Linked DNA regions of Homo sapiens: region 2 is linked to region 1. Evidence: chromatin contacts called from ENCODE Hi-C or POLR2A ChIA-PET data. All regions are on one chromosome and are shown on one strand. The core of a region is the stretch at or near the end of the contact, and the rest is flanking DNA. Distances in the headings are between cores, read along the strand shown. Region 1 holds the start of NEURL4 (neuralized E3 ubiquitin protein ligase 4). Region 2 holds the start of SHBG (sex hormone binding globulin).

Region 1 (3,128 bases), core at 362-2,861:
TGACCATACTCCTCCAACACAGAGCGTCCATCTCTCAGCACAGAGCAGCCCGACACTACCCACGAGCCCCCCTTCAGGCCCGTGGCACTGCTTGGAAAGTCCAGCACACTGGGGTCCAGCGCTGTCACCCCAATCTCAATGGAGCCGCTCCAGGAGTTGACCTGGGATAGGGGTATTGGACAGAGGCTTAGAATGGGCCACCCCCCATTCCACAGGCCACCATATCTTCCCACCTCTCAGACAGCTAGCTGGCTTTCTGTCTCTTGGAACACTAATCCAGAGATGCAGACAGTGATTTTCTGGACTCCGTCTTGGTAATTATTTGGGCTTTCCTTTAGCAACTCTGCTCTCTACTCAGTGTTTACTAAACCACTCCTTTCCAAGCCAAGCACAAATTCCTTGGTTCCAACCTCCTGCCTCCTCTAACTTTCCTTGTCTCTATGGCTCTCCAACCATCCAAATTCTCCTACTTCCTATACCCACACCTCTTGCTCTTGTGTATCATTCATTCCTTTCCCCTGGCCTAATTCTCTCCAAAGATCAGGCTCTACCCAGATTCAATCTCCTTCCAAGTTCTTTTTCTGTGAGCCTGGCCTCTTCACTGAATCACACACACCTCCCTCACCCTGGATCTTTCTCCTCACCTATCTTTCTGGCACAGCCTCTGTCCTTCAATGGTTTGTTCTGTTTTTTTGAGACGGAGTCTCACTCACTCTATTGCCCAGGCTGGAGTGCAATGGCATGATCTCAGCTCACTGCAACCTCTGCCTCCCGGGTTCAAGCCATTCTCCTGCCTCAGCCTCCAGAGTAGCTGGGATTACAGGCGCACGCCACCATGCCTGGCCAATTTTTGTATTTTTAGTAAAGACGGGGTTTCACCACGTTCACCAGGCTGGTCTCAAACCCCTGACTCTAGTGATCCGCCCGCCTCGGACTCCCAAAGTGCTGGGATTACGTTTGTTCGTTCCTTGGCATCTTTCTTCACTTGCCATCACATCTCTGACATCTCTCCATCCTCCATGCCCAAGAAATTGTACCAGGAGGTCTGTTCCCAGCCATTCTAGTGGGTTAGCCCTCGTGTCCCTTCCCTGGTTCTGGATCTTGAGAAAACTCAAGCTCTTAATGTCATCTTCAAACTCAATGTTTCTGCTTCATGCTGTCTTCCTGACCGCCCCCTGGTGCTCTATGGTCTTTCTGTTCCCTCTCGGTGCCCGGCAATGTGGGCTACCCTGGCTGTCCTACCCCGTCTCCCTCTAGACGCCTCCCACCACCCTCCACATCTCTGTTCCGCGGTACCAGCGCTGCACCTTGCGGTCGATGCGGACGGTGAAGACGCGTCCATCGCGCAAGGGTTCTCGGCTCAACACCAGCCCGTGGTTAAACTCCTGGCCCGGCTGCTGCCGCCGCGCCGTACGCCCACAGGCCGACAGGCTCACCAAGCGCCCAGTGCGCGGGTGCAGTTCCCCGCCGCTGCCCAGACCCCCGTTGGACCCCGGTCCTGAGCCGCTCCCGCTGGGGCCCCCACCCCCGCCCGGCCCCGGTCCAGGGCCTCCCCCAGAGCCCCCACTCCCACCCGACCCTGCCGCCATCTCCGCTGACACCGGGGCAGCGCGACAGCCGCGCTTGGCGGCACCGTGGCAACCGCGTCGGGCAGACAGTCCGAGGGATACGACCGGGGGGCTGAGGCCAGGTATGCTTTACGGCACTGCCGGGCAATGAAGCAGCCCGCGCTAGGAGCTGGGGACGACCACGATGAGAACAGAAGGACACGGGGTCGGGAGCCTCGCTTTACGGCATAGCGAGGTGACGGAGCGGCTCCGAGGGGGACGAAGACCTGGGCAGGGAGCTTTTGCGACAGTGGGAGAAAGACACGCCCACCGCAGGCATCTTTACGACGGTGGGGTGCTGGAGCCCAAACACTTTCTGCTTTGCGACAGCGGCACCGACGACCCCGCCCTCGCTAGGGGGCGGTGACACCTTGAAGCACTCGCTTTACGGCAAGAGGGGGTGTCTCCCCTCGGGATGCAGGCTCCAAAGCAGCGTGAGCCGAGTCTGGAGGACCCAGAGAAGCGGTAGTGAAAGTCTCTTCCCGCCACCCGACTGAGGACGAAGTGTCTTGCAACAGTGCGGCAGTCCTTCCACTTTGCCTCACACCTCTTCTGATTGGCTGAGCTAGCCGACTGGCGGGGGTGGGGGAAGCTCGCTGATAGTTCAAGTCAAGCCCAGCTTCAACTCCAACTCAACCAAACTATTCCATGTTAAGACCACAAAGAGTCTAAAGAAGTCCCGACAGGCCGTTTCAAGCGACAGCGTTGATGACCCCAAAAGATCTCCCTTAGAGCTATTAACAAGCCCCCTGCCCAACTCCCCGAAGCTCAAGCTCAGGCTGGAGGACCGTGAGGTCACAGTCGAAGCTCCTGGCCTGGCCCCCTGACTGGGATTGGCTGGTTTGGATGAGGGTGGTGATGGAGAAGGGCGGGAACAAATTGCCCAGACAAAGAAAATCTTTGGGTGGGACACAAAGGAAAGGGGCGAGCGGAGGGACCCCCAGCCCGAGTCTCTATATAGTCTTGATTCCGCCCGCCGCAGCTCTGGAGCAGGGGAGAAGTGGACCCGGGACTGAGCCCGAGCATCCCCGGCCGGCAGCGGTGGGGGCGGGGCCAGGGGCGGGGCTACGTGGAGCCGGGAGGCGGGTCAGGATCGCTGAGAGCAGCCCCCCAGTGGGGCCATGGAGAAGGTGGAGTCCCTAGGGGCTGCTGGCGGCCTCAACCGGGATTCCCCTGGAGGGGCAGCCAGAGGAGTGCCCGCAGCGGTCACAGGAGTCGAGGCAGGCGCTGGGCAGCCCTCCAGAGTAGTCTTGTTTCACGGTTCTGGGCCCCACGTGCACTCAGGGGGCTCCGTAACTCATAGTACTGGTTCAAGCTGTCCCTCCGGGGGGATAGTGGTCCTTGGTTCCGGGCCCAGTCAGCACCCAAGGGAGGCTGCGAACCACAGCCTTGGGTCTGGCAGGAACCCTGGTGGATTCAACATCCCCGGGCCTCGAACCAGTGTATCCAGGGCTTCCAGCCCCGGGCCTGGGGGACCTGCAGGGCAAGAGGTAAACAGCCCCGGGTGCAGTCCGCACTCTG
Region 2 (2,867 bases), core at 277-2,776, 300 kb after region 1:
CTAATTTTTGTATTTTTAGTAGAGACGGGGTTTCACTATGTTGGCCAGGCTGGTCTGGAACTCCTGACCTCAAGTGATCTGCCCGCCTCAGCCTTCTAAAGTGCTGGGATTACAGATGTGACCCACCAAGCCCGGTCTGTCATTTGCATTTTAAAATGGGTCATGGGGTGGGCACAGTGGCTCACACCTGTAATCCCAGCATTTTGGGAGGCAGAGGCAGGCGGATCACCTGAGATCAGGAATTTGAGACCAGCCTGACCAACATGGTGAAACCCCGTCTCTACTAAAAATACAAAAATTAGACAGGTGTGGTGGCGCATGCCTTTACTCCCAGCTACTCGGGAGGCTGAGACAGGAGAATCGCTTGAACCTGGGAGGTGGAGGTTACAGTGAGCCGAGATCGTGCCATTGCACTCCAGCCTGGGCAACAAAAGCGAAACTCCATCTCAAAATAAATAAATAAAATAAAATGCGTCAGGGAGGGTCGGGCCTTGTGGCTAATGCCTGTAATCCAGGTACTTTGGGAGGCTGAGGTGGGCGGATCATTTCAGGTCAGAGGTTCGAGATCAGCCTGGGCAACGTGGTGAAATCCCCGTCTCTACTAAAAACACAAAAAAATTTGCTGGGCGTGGTGGTGCGTGCACCTGTAGTCCCAACTACTAAGGAGGCTGAGACAGGAGGATCGCTTGAACTCGAGAGGCAGAGGCAGCAGTGAGCCGAGATCACGCCACTGCACTCCAGCCTGGGTGATAGAGCAAGACTCTGTCTAAAATAAAATAAAATAAAATAAAATAAAATAAAATAAAATGGGTCAGGGAGTGGGTGATTTCTACTGCTAGACTGTTTAGGCCCTGTAATAAATGGATAAGGGAAGATAACTGAGAGGCGGGGGGCAGGTCCCTTCTTAATATTCACTGAATCATACACACAGACAATACCTTCTTGGGAGACAGGCCTCAGAGGCCTGGGAAAAGACTGGGGGAGGAGTTCAGACCAGATGCCAGGCACTGTGCCTGCATTTTCTCAATGAACCCTCTTTCACAGTCACCCCGTAAAGTATTATTTTCCTCATTTTACAGACAAGGACACTGAAGCACAGAGGTGAAGTGACTTGCCCAAGGTCACTCAGCTAGAAATTTAGGATTCCATTATCTCATTTCTAGTCCTGATACAGGATGCTACTTGGGACGCAGGGGAGGACTGTTTCTAGACCTCAGGCCTGTGAATGCAGGCTCCCCGAGTGGACAGAAATCTTGGAGGACCTAGATCAGGCCCTAGAGGAGGAGAGGGGAGATGGAATATCCTCTCCCAGTTCAGAAACTTTCTCGGCAGTGGAGGATGATAGTGGAGGGGACTCTGTCCTTCACCCCATTGATCCCCAGAGGGGTGATAGCTGAGTCTTGTGACTGGGCCCCTGGGCAGGGGTCAAGGGTCAGTGCCCCTGTTTCCTTTACCCCCTCCTCCCCGGGCAACCTTTAACCCTCCACCGCCCACACGCAAGGCTGCCTGCCTCTACACATTCTCCCAAGAGTTGTCTGAGCCGCCGAGTGGACAGTGGCTGATTATGGAGAGCAGAGGCCCACTGGCTACCTCGCGCCTGCTGCTGTTGCTGCTGTTGCTACTACTGCGTCACACCCGCCAGGGATGGGCCCTGAGACCTGTTCTCCCCACCCAGGTGCAGGAGCGGGACAGGGCACTCAGCTCATGCAGTCTTCCCTTCTCTCCTCTGGCCCTGTAGCAGGGCCTCTCCCTCTGTCTGTCTCTGACATGTCCCTACTCAGCTTTGTTTGTTTTCTCTTTCTGATAGAGTGCCCACGACCCTCCGGCTGTCCACCTCAGCAATGGCCCAGGACAAGAGCCTATCGCTGTCATGACCTTTGACCTCACCAAGATCACAAAGTATGGGGTTGGCCTAGCCCTTGACCCAGTCCCCTGGTTCTGCCCTCTCTCCATCAGCTCTTCTCTTTTCCCTGTCTTCCTTTCCTTATCTGTGAACACCATCTCCCCCAAACCCACACTGGTTCTCAAAGGACACATGACATACACAATCTTTCCTTCTGTGTCCTTCCAGAACCTCCTCCTCCTTTGAGGTTCGAACCTGGGACCCAGAGGGAGTGATTTTTTATGGGGATACCAACCCTAAGGATGACTGGTTTATGCTGGGACTTCGAGACGGCAGGCCTGAGATCCAACTGCACAATCACTGGGCCCAGCTTACGGTGGGTGCTGGACCACGGCTGGATGATGGGAGATGGCACCAGGTAAGCTAGCTCTGGTCCTCAGGGGAGGGATGTCTGGAGCTGGTCTGAGGAAAGGGAACAAAACCAAGTTATTGGGCATCCCTCTACCACTGTCATCTCGTTTAATCCACACGAACCCCCACAAAGTAGCTATTCTTGGCCCCATCTTTTCTGATGGGAATTCTAAGGCTCAGTCAGTATATAAGTGACAAGAGCTGAGTGACCCAAGGCCAAGGATGCTAGCTGCTTCTTTAAGGCATGTTCTTTCCACTATAGTACTAGGCTGCCTCACAGGAAGGTGGCAGAAACAGATCCCAGGGGCCTCTGATTTTGCTTCCCACCTTCCTGCAGGTGGAAGTCAAGATGGAGGGGGACTCTGTGCTGCTGGAGGTGGATGGGGAGGAGGTGCTGCGCCTGAGACAGGTCTCTGGGCCCCTGACCAGCAAACGCCATCCCATCATGAGGATTGCGCTTGGGGGGCTGCTCTTCCCCGCTTCCAACCTTCGGTTGCCGGTAACTACACCCCAGGGGTGGAACCCTAGCCAAGACTTGGTAAAGCACTGCTGGGTGGCTGGCCGTGGGAATCTAAGTCCACACTTTTAGGGAGAAGGGAAGGGTTGAGAGCTG

Evidence for each region. A loop is a pair of places that touch in the nucleus more often than their neighbours do. ChIA-PET counts read pairs that join two places held with the same protein, here RNA polymerase II (POLR2A). Pooled maps may share reads with other maps.
Region 2: a pooled map shows a loop between it and region 1 (4-fold over the local background). The contact joins the promoter of SHBG here to the promoter of NEURL4 in region 1. A Hi-C loop is called at or near these places in 5 of 50 pooled maps. POLR2A ChIA-PET finds 5 or more read pairs at or near these places in 4 of 52 experiments (CD4-positive, alpha-beta T cell, GM12878, OCI-LY7 and 1 more).

Annotation. Positions count from the first base shown.
Region 1 is chr17:7,327,724-7,330,851 of GRCh38, forward strand. It overlaps NEURL4 (neuralized E3 ubiquitin protein ligase 4), which reads right to left and starts at 1,612. Exons shown (of 29, transcript NM_032442.3): 1 at 1,308-1,612; 2 at 1-161. The coding sequence starts at 1,589. RefSeq lists enhancers at 885-1,544, 1,527-1,821, 1,757-1,936, 1,967-2,016, 2,897-3,046 and a silencer at 1,317-1,556.
Region 2 is chr17:7,628,609-7,631,475 of GRCh38, forward strand. It overlaps SHBG (sex hormone binding globulin), which reads left to right and starts at 1,527. Exons shown (of 8, transcript NM_001040.5): 1 at 1,527-1,675; 2 at 1,808-1,899; 3 at 2,072-2,261; 4 at 2,592-2,753. The coding sequence starts at 1,565.